Linked DNA regions of Homo sapiens: region 1 is linked to region 2. Evidence: chromatin loops called from intact Hi-C (ENCODE). Cell type or tissue: Calu3. All regions are shown on one strand. Links, peaks and the distances in the headings refer to the core of each region. The heading gives the core; the rest is flanking DNA.

Region 1 (7,438 bases), core at 1,574-5,573, 510 kb before region 2:
AGTTTTAGATCATTATAATCCCAAAAAGAAACCTGATACAATTTAGCTATCTTCTACCTTCATTCACTCAAGTAGAGGAAACCACTAATCTCTTTCTGTTTCTACAGATTTGCCAATATATAACTGGCTTCTGTTGCTTAAAATAGTTTTCCAAGTTCATCTATGTAGTAGTATCAGTACTCATTTCTTTTTTTTACTGAATAATATTCCATTGTATGAAATATATCTATTCATCAGTTTATCCATTCATCAGTTGATGGACATCTGGGGTGTTTCTAGCTTTTGGTTATTATGGTGTACAAGTTATTTTGTAGATATACGTTTCATTTCTTTATATAGATATATCTATGTATGTATTTATATACACACTACACACACACACACACACACATACACACACACACACACGTAAACATATGCCCCTAAGAGTAGAATTGCAGGGTCCAATAGTCCTTGTATGTTTAACTTTTCTCAGTAACTGTCAGACTGTTTTCCAAAGTGATTATACATCACATTACATTCCCACTAGCAGCATGTGGGGATATTTATTCTTCCATATCCGCTCCAACATTATTTATTATCTGTCTTTTTACTTATAGCCATACAAGTGGGTATAAAGTGCTATCTGATTGTGGTTTTCATTTGCCTTTTGCTAGTACCTAATGATGAGCGTTTTTATGTACTTATTAGATATTTGCATATTTTCTTGAGAGAAATGTCACTTAGATCTTTTGGTGATTTTTAAAAAGATCATTTTATTGGCTTTCTGAATTATTGAATTGTGAGAATCCTTCATATATTTGAGATACAACTCCCTTTTCAAATGTATGATTTGCAAAGATATTCTCTTATTGTGTGGGCTTTGGTCACGTTCTTAAGTGTCCATTGAAACACAATGTTTTAAATTTTGAATACATACCATTTATTTATTCTGCTTCTTTTGTTGCTTGTTCTTCTGGTATCATGCTTAAGAAACTATGGCCACATATAAGGTCATAAGGTTTTGCCTTTATAAGATGTTTTCTTCTAATAAATTGTATATTTTCACTCTTACATCTAGTTCTCTGAGTCATTTTGTGTTAACTTTTGTATACGGTAGAAGATATGGGTACAACTTCCTTTTTTTGCTGGCAGGTATATAGTTGTCTCAGCATCTTTGTTGAAAAGACTATTCTTTCTTCATCCAAATATATTGGCAATCTTGTTGAAAATCAATTTCCCATAAATGTGAGGGATAGTTTTGAACTCACAATTCTATTCCTTTGATTTGTGTCTACCTTTATGCCAGTGCCATGTCATATTGATTGCACTGGCTGTATAATAAGTTTGAAATCAGGAAGTGTGATTCCTATGACTTTGTTCTTTACAAAATTGTTTTGATTATTCAGTGTCCCATAAGTTTACATTTAAATTTTAGAATCAGCTTGTCATGTCTACAAAGAAGCCAGCTGGGATTTTCAGAATGATTTGTTTAATATATAGAACAATTCAAAGACTATTGTCATATTTACAGTAGTAAGTCTTTCAGCTCATAGAGAATGGTTTTTTATTTCTTTATATCCTTTTTAATTGCTTTCAACAATATATTGTTGTTTTCAGAGTATAAGTTTTGTACCTGTCTTGTGAATTTTATTCCTAAGTGTTTATTATTTTTGGTGCAATTGTAAGTGGAAAAAGTTTTTCTTATTTCATTTTTAGATTCTTCATTGAAAACGCATAGGAAAATAATTGATTACTATAAATTAAACATATCCTTCACTAATTCTGAACTTGTTTATTTTATTTTTTATTTTTAATTTTTTTTTTGAGATGGAGTCTTGCTCTGTCGCCCAGGCTGGAGTGCAGTGGCACAATCTCGGCTTACTGCAACCTCTGCCTCCTGGGTTCAAGCAATTATCCTGTCTCAGCCTCCCAAGTAGCTGGGATTACAGGCATGTGCCACCACACCCGGCTATTTTTTTGTATTTTTAGTTGAGACGGGGTTTCACCATGTTGGCCAGGGTGGTCTCAAACTCCTGATCATATGATCTACCCACCTTGGCCTCCAAAAGTGTTGGGATTACAGGCATGAGCCACCATACCCAGCCTGAACTTAATAGCTTTGATTTTTTAGTGGATTAAGATTTTCCATACATAAATTCATGTAGTCTGTAAATACAGATATTTTTACTTTTTAATTTCCAGTCCTGATAGCTTGTATTTCATTTGCTTGCCTAATTGTTCTGGCTAGAACCTAAGTATAGAATAGATGTGGTGAAAATATTCTTTTCTTATTCCTAATCTTAGGGGATATTAGAGTAAAACTAGCCTAATAGAATGAGTTGAGAAGCACTATCTTCTATTTTGTGGAAGACCATATGAAGAATTGCTATTAATTTTTGTTAAATGTTGGTAGAATCCACCAGTGAGATCATGAATGCCTGAGGAGTTTTTGTTTGTTTTCTACTAATTCAATCTCCTTACTGGATTTTCCATTTCTTCTTTAGTCAGTTTTAGTAGTTTTTGTCTTTACAGGAGTTTGTTCATTTTGGCTAAGTTGACTAATGTATTGGCACATAATTGTCATAGCATTACTTTATAATCTTTTTTAAACCTTTTCTGTAGGGCTGGTAGTGATGTCCTATCTTTCATTTCTAATTTTAGTAATTTGAATCCTTCTTTTTGTATTTTTTTGCTCAGTCTAGCTAAAGCTTTGTCGATTTTGTTGATCTTTACAAAGAATCTATTTTTGGTTTCATTTATATCTCTAATATTTTTCTATTTTACTAATTTTTGCCATATTTTAAGTTTTTTCTTTCTGTATTATGTTGGAATTCATTTGATCTCTTTTCTCACTGTCTTAAGGTGAAAAGATATTAATTTGAAATGTATATTTTTAATATAGTTATTTATAGACCTAAATTTTCCTCTAAGCATTGCTCTATTGTTATAAGTTTTACTATATTGTGCATTTATTCCCTTTTATCTCATTTTTTTCTAACTACTTGCATATTATTTCCTTTGATCTATTTTTCATTTAGGATTTTTTAACATTTCTACATATTTTTAAGTGTTCCAAAATTATTTCTGTTATTGCTTTCTGATTTCATTACATGTTAGTTAGAGAACAGACTATGTGATGTTTACGTATTTTAAACTTTCTGAGACTGTAGTATAGTATATAGTCTATCTAGGAGAATGTTTCATGTAATCTTGAGAAGATGTCTAGTCTGCTGTTGTTAGGTAGACTGTTCTATAGATACCTGTTGGGTCTAAATTGGTCTATAGTACTGTCCAAATCTTTTTTCCCTCCTTGTTCTTCTGTCTAATCATTCCACAAATATATGAGGTCTTCAGTCTTCTAACTATCATTATTGAATTATACAGTTTTCCTCTTACTTCTCCAAGTTTTGCTTCATGGATTTGGTCCTTACTTGTTGGATGCATATGTTTAAGCTTGTCATATTTTCCTGATGGGCTGACACTTTTATTATTATAAAATGTCCCTCTTTACTTCCAGTAACATTCTTTGTTCTAAAGTCTATTTTGTCTGATATGAGTATAACCACTTCAGTCTTATATTTTCTCTGTGACAACTTTTTTCTATCCTTTTAATTTTAATCTATTTATATATTTGAATCTAAAATATGTCTCCTGTAGAAAAATATATAACTGGGTTTTGTTTTTATATCCAGTCTAAAAATGCATACGTTTTTAATGGACTACTTAATCTATTCATATTTATTATTATTATTAACATAGTGGAGTCAGCACCTGCCATATTACATGGGTATTATTTATGTCTCATTTTTATTTGTTCTTCTATAACTTTTACACTGTTTCTTGTGAATTGTCACTGTTAATCTTATTGGTGTTTTAAGTAATGAGTCACTTTTATCTTAAGGCTCTCAAGATTTGTCTTTGGTTTTACACATTTTCACTATGGTATGTCTTTGTGTACATCTATTTATGTTATCCAGCGTGGAGTGTGATAAGACTCTTGGATGTGTAGATTAATGTTTTTTATTATATATGAGAAGTTTTCAGCCATTGTTTTTTCAAAAATCTTTTTGCTTCTTTATCTCTTTCCCATCTTTCTGTACTCCAGTTATGCATTTCTTTATGCACTTAAACTTGTCCCACATTTCTCTTAGGCACTGTTCATTTTTCTTCATCGTTTTTATTTTCTATTCTTTTGATTGCATGATCTCTATAAATGTTCAATTTACTAATATGTCCTCTTTCAATTCAGCTCCTCTAGTGTATTTTTTATTTCACTTGTTATACATTTAAACTTCAGAAATTCAATTTGATTCTTTTCAATAACTCCTATTGTTTAATGCTTTCCTGATGTGACATTGTCATCATAGTTTTGTCTTTTAGAATATTTTATTTTAGTATTTTGAGCATATTTAGTATTTAGTCACTCTCATAAGCAGCTTCCTTTACCTTTTATTTTTTTTCCTTATGTATAGGTCATATTTTTCTGTTTCTTTGCATTTCTTACAAATTTTTGTTGAAAACTAGAAATTTTAGATAATATAGTGTAGTAATTCCAGGTACTTCCTCCACCCTAAGCTTGTTATTGTTATGTGCATGTTTATATGTTTCGTGAAAGGCTAGATTATTTTAGTTAAGTCTATTTCTCCTCAGTGTGAAGACTCTGACGAATAGGACTCTACCTCTTTCCTTGACAACACATACAATTAAGCTCCATTAATTGCTGGCCCATTTAATTTTTTTTTCAAGTGTGCCCTCAGGCACAATTTACTCCACAGCCTGCTCTAATTAAATGTGGGCTCCTTTGTATAGATAGCATTTGAGATTTGAGTTTCCGGTTTGCTTTGACACCAGGAGGGCGCTCTTGAGCTGTCTCTTTCCTGATTCACTTAGGTAAACTAGCTGCCCGTGGTTTGGTATATCACAATAAAACTACCAGTCTCCTCTCATTTCTTTCCACCAAATTCTCTATTGTTATTGACAGTTGCCTTAATCTTGAACTTACTCCACACTGTATAATGAAGTGAATTTCTTTGAGAAGGGCTTCAGAGATCTTTGTTTTATTATATCTCTTTCCATTTGCACACACGAAGAAATCTGAATCAAGAGTCTGCAGCGGGGGCAGAGATAATAGCATGCTTCTCTCCGAGTGACACCCTTGTCATAGGAGTGACTGCTGAGACGGGTTCTGTAGCCTCTAGCCTTCTCAACTTGCCTCTCCCAGGATAGAACCTTCACACTACAAATGTGTCAGGATGATGGCAGTGAGTCTCTAGTATTAGTGCACTACACCAGAAATACAGCCCTCACTCCATCAGAGCGCAGAGCAATCCAATCCTTAATAAAGAAGTGAGGTAGGGAAGATTAGGCGTACGAATCCCAGCTAAAGAAGTTCAGTGAAGATAGAGTCTTGGAGCCAAAACTGGTTGTCAGAGAAGTTCCACGTCCCCTGATAAGGAGTCTGTCTTAGCATCCTGGGCATTCTAAGTCATTGACTAGGATTATGCCACGGGAAGCATGTTAGGTAAAATTAAAAGATTGTTTTCAGAGGGCAGTAACTGAGGTCCTTAGCATTATAGTTATTTGGAGTTCTATGAGGTACATTCTTTTAAATTCACGCACACATACAATCACACACAAAAACAATAACTTATAATCTTTTAAAGTTATGAAGATAATACATTCACACTTAAGTGTGATTATACCCCAAGGAGGCAATAAGAAATATAGAGGGAGATTTTGATGTTTTCTCTACTTTTGACATTTTATTTTGTGCATATATTTGAATTATATTTATATATTTTAAAAAAATCTCTGCATACACAACATCACTTATTAGACATAATTTGTTCACAAGAAAACATACACAAAAATTAACAATTACCATTGTTCTATTGTTTGTGACTTACTTAAAAATGTATTTAATCACTAATTTTCTATAAAGAACATATGTAATTTTTCTCATAATAAAATTAAATGTTTTAAATGATATATATTAATAAAGGTAATAATTGCCACTATAAATAAATCTTTTTTTCATTATGACTTTCTGGTGATCTATTCTCCTTGACAGATTTTCTTTCCTGTTTGGATGTATATCCCAAGCCATCCATTTTCAAGTATAACTATCTGTATAGCAGGACATGTAAAGTAACCAATAGTTAGCCAAATTAAGTGCTGCCTCTACACATGCCAGTGAGAATGTGAACCCTTGGAAGGATGAAACATGATTCCAATCATTTCCATAATTACTGCAGTACCTCATGCAATGCTTTGGTCATCTGTAGACACCAAATGTCTATATCATAAATACACTACTTAGAGAAATACATGGCCAACATTAAATTCAGAGCAGGAGCATAAATGAAATCATTGTACATTATGTGTTTCTTCCTTGTAGTGTACTTTTCTGCACATAACTTTGCAACCACATTCAAAAGAATGTCCAGAGAAGACATGCTTTGCTTGCAATTCTAAAACGCATAATAGCTCTGGGGCTGCTTAGAATTGAATTGCAGTGGAATGAACTGAAGAGAAACTTACAAAGTTTCCACTTCATATCCTGCTTAACTTCAGTTATTTTTCCCAAATGGTGGAGCAACTGTTTTGAAGAACTTCCAAATATTTTCTCCTGAGAGTGAGAAGTTCTTACACTTATAGTTAAAAGAAAATTGACTCAAATACTATCTTGAAAGGAAACAGATAAAAATAAACACCCACAGAGAAATGCACCAAGATGCTGAAGTAGCCTAAAGAGAGTTTATTAGTTTACATATTTAATCACATCATTCAACAGAAAAGAATGCTATTTAACTTGTATCACCAGTGGGCTTGGTATCTGAACCATGACAGCTCATATTCTTAATACCAAAATATTTATTAATTTACTATCATGCATTAAAGCTATTCTTTTATGAGTTAAAAATGATCTCATAAATCTTACAGTCTAAATAAATACAAACAAAACAGTTTCAAATTCTAATAAGTCCAGTGGAGAAAATAAAATATGATAATGTAGTAGAGATCTGGAGAGCTAATGTAGATTGGACAGTCAAAGAAAGTCACTTTGAGGAAGTGACGTTTAAGCTGAGATTGGAATAAAAGGGAGAAGCCTAGCTGGTAGTCTTTTTATGGTCTGAAAATGCAAAAGGGACCCAACAGCATGAGAGGTGTGTGTTTCTTGGGGGAGGGGTAAAGGAAAGGAGTATAAATAGATGGAGAGTATTAGAGTGGAAAAATGAAGAGCAACTGTGGAAAAAATAGGACTGCGTAATGGGATGGAATAGGGCAATAACCAAAAAGAATCAGTAAAAATCTGTGGACGAAGAGAGTCTAAGATACATATGCTTTTTTTCAGAGTTGCTTTTAAAATAATCATTTCAGTTGAAAACAAAGATCATAAAAAACAATAAAGTTTGAAAAACACAAAATATAAGTAACACTTCATAAGTAAACTGTG
Region 2 (7,438 bases), core at 1,936-5,935:
GTCTAAAAATAAAGCATAAGCCAGGCGCAGTGGCTCATGCCTGTTATCCCAGCACTTTGGGAGGCCGAGGCAGCCGGATCACCTGAGGTCGGGAGTTCGACACCAGCATGACAAATATAGAGAAACCCCGTCTCTACTAAAAATACAAAATTAGCCAGGCATGGTGGCACATGCCTGTAATCCCAGCTACTCAGGAGGCTGAGGCAGGAAAATCGCTTGAACCTGGGAGGCAGAAGTTGCAGTGAGCCGAGATCGTACTATTGCATTCCAGCCTGGGCAATAAGAGCGAAACTCCATTTAAAAAAAATAAATGAATAAAAATAAAAACAAAAAGCATTATCGTATATTTCCAAAAGAACGTTTAGAAATTATTTTGTATTTCACTGTCATGTTATTAGATTTTGTAATACTTGATTCACGAGTAATAAAAAAAATTTAATTGGGAAGATTTTACAATGTGTGAGGAAATAAAACTAAGATTCATATAGCAGTAACTCTATTAAACAATAATATAACTAAATTTTTCGCCTAAAATTCAAGGTCTCTGTTTAATTATCTATTCTAACCTTCAGTTGAAGATCCATGTTGAGGAACAAAACTGTAGTACTGGCAGCATCTCACCTTCAAATAACCAAAATCCTCTCATCCGAGGCCTTGTTTCTAGTTTTCCAATTTTACCCTTAGACAGAGATCCCCAAACTTTCAGTTCACAGTGCCCTTACTATCTCAGTAATTCTGTTTTTTGTTTGTTTGTTTTGTTTTTGTTTTTTTTTTTTTGGGACGGAGTCTTGCTCTGTCGCCCAGGCTGGAGTGCAGTGGCGCCATCTCGGCTCACTGCAAGCTCCGCCCCCGGGTTCACGCCGTTCTCCTGCCTCAGCCTCCCTAGTAGCTGGGACTGTAGGCGCCTGCTACCACGCCCGGCTAATTTTTTTGGTATTTTTAGTAGAGACGCGGTTTCATCGTGTTAGCCAGGATGGTCTTGATCTCCTGACCTCGAGATTCGCCCGCCTCGGCCTCCCAAAGTGCTAGGATTACAGGCGTGAGCCACTGCTCCCGGCCCTATCTCAGTAATTAAGTGTTCCTAGGACAAAAGAAATGCCCAACGGTTACATCTATTAAGTTGTGAGATGCACACAACTTAAGAAGTACTTACGTCTTAACAACTTAGTAGATATCTGAAAAGAGAATACACATACATTGAAAGGAAAATTAGTGTTATTTCATTCTTAAGTAGCGGTAACCTATTACTAATGGGATGTGTATTGCTGCTGCGTATTGCACAACTTTTCAAATCAGATTAGACATCCCAATCTGAAATCAGATTAGACACCCCAATTTTCATTTGGTACTTGCTTTTTATTGCAACAAGTGCCAAAAGTAAAGAACAACTTCTCAAAAACATGATGTAAGTGAAGAGAATATAGTGTGATTTAATGTTAAGTCTGTGAACTACCCTGAGCTAGCAGTTCTCCCAATATTCAACAGATGTCATAAGTGGAGTTTCTGTTAGAAAAAAGTTTAAATTTCCCACAGAGCCTCTAAATTTACTGAAGCACCAGCAAACCTTGGCACAGACTTTGGAATCTACATTCCTTAAGGAAATTCTAGAGAAAAATTAAACAAGCTAATTGTATGTCTATTCTTGTCTTAAAATCTCTGATGACAATCTCATGCCTCCAGTTCCAACATCATTCTCTCTCTCTCTGTCTCATTGTCACACACATGTGCACGCGCACACACGCACACACACACATTTGATCACCTTCTACCTCTCATTTATTTCATTTATTCAAGAAATATTTATTGAGTGCCTACTATAGACATCTTGCTAAATTATAAGGGCACAGCAATGAACAAGATTCAGCCTTTGTTCATATACAGAGCTACTGGGAAAGCTAGAGAAGCAATTAGCCAATTATAATGCTATTCTACTAAAAATAGAAAAGAGAAGAAAGTACTGTGAAAAACACATAGGCAAGATAACTAGCCCAATCTAGGGAATTTGACAGGAGTCATAGAAATCAAAAGTCTAAGATTATCAATAGATATCATAGATAAGTATTATTCCCTATAGAGCTCAGCGTTCACTTAAATGATATACTCTAATAGATACATTTTTTTCTGTTTCACAAAAATGAAGTTTCTGATATTGGGAAACATTTGAAGGAATTGTACCTTCTAAATTATTTAAGGGAAAAAAAATAAAGCCAGCGTCAAACACTAATACACCAAAAACTGCTATCATAAAATGGTATCATAATAGACCAAGGCAAAATGTGCAAACCTAAAGGGATCCCCCTTTGGAGACAGTATGTTGAGGCTTTTGGAAAGAGAACATCTGATCCACGGAAATTCTGATAGAAGGATATCAACTTCACCAATTCACTGAAATGGATCTTTAGTATCCAGAGTATCTCCAAATATATGCTTTTGGTTTCATTTTTCTTCTTAATGGTTAAAATCACATACGCATGTACAGTTAGATGTGCGATGATCTCAGAACAATGATACCAAATATCTTTTTTATTTTCCTTTCTAAAATATTTCTGCTTGTAAAGTCATCTAGGGACTTAGTTAACTGTACAGTTTATAAGCTGATTGTCTCCTCCTGTCATGGCAAGTCATCACCATCATTGACATACTTATTCCTTCTGCTTATTCACGTGCACTGGGAAGCAGAAAGTACCTATGATGTCAGAAGTCTCAGGAAGTATTGCAAAAAAGGGTCAAGACCTGGCATAGAGAATTTGTATCATCAGAAGGAAAGCGTGCTCATTGGTTTAACTCCTGCCTCTAGATGCTTTCATAGCCTTCTCTAAGCGAGCAGAAATAATGGTAACAAGCCCTTATGCCACACTTATTATGAACCAGGTAACTTTCATCACGATTTACCTGTGATAAACTCTCTGACTCCATGTAACCCCGTGAGTTAGGTACTTTCATTACCCCAATGAGAAATTGAGGCACACAGAAGAAATTGTCAGATAGTGGAAATTGATTTAAAATACAGTCTAGTTTCAGCATCTTTTTCAAACCAGTGCCTCCTTCCACAGATCTTTATGCTGGTTATTCCCACCTGAATGAGTTACAGATTTATCTACAAACCATGGAGAATAGATACCTAAGAAGAAATGTAGGGATTTTTGAACAAGGAGAACCTACATATTCTCAAGTTCAGTGGAAATATTCAAACTTATAATTATTACTAATTAAGATTCTCTTATTGTCTGAGACTTCCTCCAAAGGATGTCACCATGCATCACCAGACATAAACAAATCTTTCAAGCTAACCACAATTCTCCCAAATTGGTGTTAACCAATATATGAATAGGAAGCATCCAGCCCCTTGGCAGTAACTGCAAGGGCAGTACTGTTTTCCCTTGGCAATTCCTGCCTAGATTTTTAGTCAGCCTATGATTCTCTAGATTTGACTGATAGCTCTAACTCTCATGTTTAAACTTTAATACTGCTGTGCAATATTGACCTATTTCCATGATATTTCAAATGATGTTAGGTGGCCTGACCTCTGCTTTAGGGATCTGAAAGTTTTCCTGCCCTTTCCTGGATCTTTCTTGAAGACATGAGCCCATGCCTGCATGTCGCATTCATTGGCCTTTCCAAGAACTACAGCCAGGGGATCCAGATGTGGCCATGGTATGGTTTAGCATGTGCAGGAGAAAGCAGGCTCCTTATCTGGCATCTGAGCTTGCTTGAGTACCATGCCATGGGAGTATTTATGCAGTGAACAACCCATAGTCAGAAAATGTTTTTTCAATATTCAGAGTTCATGAAACAGTAATATTCTTATGCATTGGTTTTAAATGTCTGGCTTTTTCCTGTAACCAATGAGTCATCCAGGCTGGGATGTTTTGCAGTTATTTCAGATAATGTAAAACCTCACTACATGAAGGGAAATAACATGCACTATATATTAGAACTTACTTTTTCTCCACAGTTTCCAAGATTTACATCAAATAGGAAAAATAACACGGTGAAAGCATTCTTCGGGTCATTTTTAAAAAGTAAAGTAACTGAAGTCAGATGCCAGAATGCATTTCAGTTGACTGTGACTTTTTTTCCTGTTTGGTAAAGAATGATTGTGATAACAGCCTGATCATGAGCTTGATAGAAAAATGCAGGGCCACGTATTGTTCCTAACCAACAGCACCATCTTCTGTCTGCAGGATGTCAGATCTGGGAAAAGGATAGCTCGCTTTGCCATGAGGCATTCAAATTTGAGGGCTTAGACAAACAATGTAAATCCCCTTTCTTCCTACCTTGACATCGGTGAGGTCAAATTCATTTTAAAACAGTGAAAACTGCATTTTAGGAAAAATAAGCTTAAAATTCAACCAAGAATTGCACATGGAAAGCAACATCACAACATCAATATCGTTCTGCTTCTTGCAGAACTGTACTCACCCAGGTATCCTTTTATCTATACTTCCCACTTAGAAATTCTGCAAAAAAGGCTGAAATTTCATGGATTTTACAGAAAGGGGAGTGTGACCTCTAGTTTGTTACAATTACAATGATTTAGAAAACTATCTCAAATATTGGAGTCACCCCCATCTGAATATTACAAGGGGGAAAATAGGAAGATCTAGAGGTGTGAATAATGTCACACAACCCCTTTAAATATGTATACCTTCCAAACAAAAAGCTATGTGAAACATGTATAGCCACTCCTTTTTGTTGTCTGTTTTAGATAAATCAACTAACTGAAGCCTTAAGCAATTAAATAATTTATAAAGGAAAAGCTAATTTGCTACTAAATTTGTCAAATGCATTAAGTAATGTAATGAATAGTAATGCAGGTGAGTGTGCAGGAGGTCACAGCACAGGTCTAAGTGGTGCTTAGGTACATCTGGGCAAGTCTAGTGGGGACATGGTTTCTCCAAGATTCTGTGTTCAAGGGGGCTGAGAAGAGGTCATCCTGAGGTGAAATGAATCCAGGTACCAACCAGCCATGCATCCTAAACCATAAACAGTAGGAAAAGTCTGGAAACATGACTTTTGTCCTCATATCTGCCTCCCAAATGAGTCTTTTGAAGAGCAGGGAAACTATATAAAATCTGAGGAAGTTTCGGCCCTAACATTTTGTAACACATTGGAACGCAAGTCGACCTATCTCTACAGGAACATCACCCAGAGACGGGCTTTCACTCCAAACTTGTCACACACCACTGTGCGATATTGCGATTATATGATAGTGATGTTGGGCCAAGCATCTCTGGTGTCTGAGAAGAGAACATTTCAAAAGATGTTTTTGGTGAATCTATTTGAAAAACATCCTAGCAGGACTTCTGAAATTAGGTGGTAGCCAAAATGGACAGGGGTTATTCGTAAGAAGGAAGGATTTGCAGGGGATAGAGAAAAGATAGAAAGAGGCCAGGCGTGGTGGCTCACGCCTGTAATCCCAGCACTTTTGGAGGCCGAGGCGGGCAATTTATCTGAGGTCAGGAGTTTGAGACCAGCCTGGCCTACATGGCAAAACCTCGTCTCTACTAAAAATACAAAAATTAGCCAGGCATGGTGGTGCACACCTGTAGTCCCAGCTACCCAGGAGGCTGAGGCAGGAGACTCACCTGAACCCTGGAAGTGAAGGCTGCAGTGAGCCAAGATCATGCCACTGCACTCCAGCCTGGGAGACAGAGCGAGACTCTGTCTGGAAAAAAAAAGAAAAAGGAAAAAGAAAAAAATGCAAAGTCAGTTATCACAGTTATCACATGTCCATTCATTCCTTTTAGTGAAATTATAGAATTCAAGTGTGAACACAGGAGGGCTTAGTTCTCAGGAAAAAAATATAAATAAAAGATTCACATGATTAATATGTAATATTTCTCAAAGGACCTTACATCACTTAACCAACCTTCGAATTACCTCTACATAGTCAAAGAATTGTGCTATTATAAGTAAATATTATGAATTAATTTAAGATGGATCCTTTGGGCAGAAATGGATTTTTTTTTTCCTAAAAAATACCAACATTGGTTGTGAAGTCAGCTAAAATTTAATGGAGAAGTACACAACTATCCATTTTGTTTTCGCTAGACAGGTAGTATTTGACATTTTTTTTTTTTCCTACTTGAAGACATGGAAGCATGTAAATGATCCCTTGCTATTTGTGATTCTATTTGTTACATTTATTCAAATTTTCTACAGAAAGATGTTTGAATTAGAACCAATAAGTTTCCTGGTAAATAAGTGACACAACCTTGCCCAAGTCCTGAAGTCATTGATTCCAAAGGACTAAGCTGCTGTGCCAGTTTACCTGTGGAGACTACAGAAACCAAAACTATGCCAAATAGAGAAATGTAAATGTCCTTACTGGAATTTGAATGGTAAACACGTGACTTTTTTCTCCAGAATAGAAATCCTTACAGATGTTTAAATCATTGCAACTCAAAACTATTTAAAAACAATTGGCTACAGAAACCCACTAATCAATGCAGAAATTACAGTAGAATAATAGGTTGCTATAAAAATTGTATAAGTTAATTTTCAGGTAGAAATATTAGTGGGTTTTTCCTAATTTATATCTTTTTAATCTTTCACAGTCTTCATTTAAACTTCATTAGAAAGTTTTCAGAACACTCATGATGCTATATTTTCTTAGTTTCCCTCTTATATTAACCACATCTCCCAGTCGAATTACTTTCATTGCAAATATCGTTTTAAGATCTCTGCTTTTCAAAGATGCAATTAACAAGAAATTGAGGATGCTGTTTTAAGGAGCCATGTCCTAAGCTTCCCCAAAACCAGACCATTTTCAAGCCATCAGTTAAGATCATAAAATGTGATTTAGAGGATTTTATGTATTTAATTTCTACAGCAGATATCTGAACGAGTACCTTTTAGCACAGTTGCCTATGTTGTAGACTTAAAGTAACTTTTTGAGAAGCACAGAATGTCTTTTCTGAGTCAACACAGCTATATGGTTTATAAAAGAACCATCTGCTCTCTTTAAGTGCATACTTTGTTAACCAGACACTAGGCAGCTATCTCTAGTCTCTCTGCTTGCCCTTTGCCCCCTGCCAAGGTCATTCCAGGGAAAACAGAACACTTCGCATTGAGAATCAGCTTTTCATTCAAAGCTTCCCCCATTCTCCTATGGATTTTAATCATATCCTTAATGTGAAATGGCATCAAGGACAAATTATCCAAGACAGAAGACAAAATGCTTAGTTTCTAAGAGCTTTACTTAACTATACCACTGCCTTATATGCCTGGTACAGAAATGGAAAAAAAAATCAGTATGTGAGCACTTTCTGCCCAGAGCCAGGACCCTAAAGATTGAGAATACTCGTATCAGTTCTGAATAAACACTTATATAAGGCAACAGGTGTTGTAAAACCAGCCTTTCATCATCTGCCTCCTAAAACTCAAAAGATAATAAAGATGCTGATGAGAAACCACTAGGGTAAGTGAACAACTT

Evidence for each region. A loop is a pair of places that touch in the nucleus more often than their neighbours do. Peaks named below come from ENCODE experiments on the same cell type or tissue, not always from the same donor. Only the 100,000 strongest peaks of a DNase experiment are listed, where the experiment ranks them.
Region 1: a loop joins it to region 2, with 2.5 times the contacts of the local background. A loop is called at or near these places in 3 of 110 quality-filtered maps.

What each region holds. Positions count from the first base shown.
Region 1 is chr18:30,371,888-30,379,325 of GRCh38, forward strand. All of the region lies in intron 1 of LOC105372047 (a long non-coding RNA gene), which reads right to left. Among named protein-coding and RNA genes, the nearest start is that of MIR302F, 77 kb to the left of the region's middle. In Calu3, for the core only: no CTCF peak of the experiment used is centred there; no DNase peak of the experiment used is centred there.
Region 2 is chr18:30,885,910-30,893,347 of GRCh38, forward strand. No RefSeq gene overlaps it. Among named protein-coding and RNA genes, the nearest start is that of DSC3, 150 kb to the right of the region's middle. In Calu3, for the core only: a CTCF peak has its summit at 4,170 (motif pointing left); a DNase peak (open chromatin) is centred at 4,172.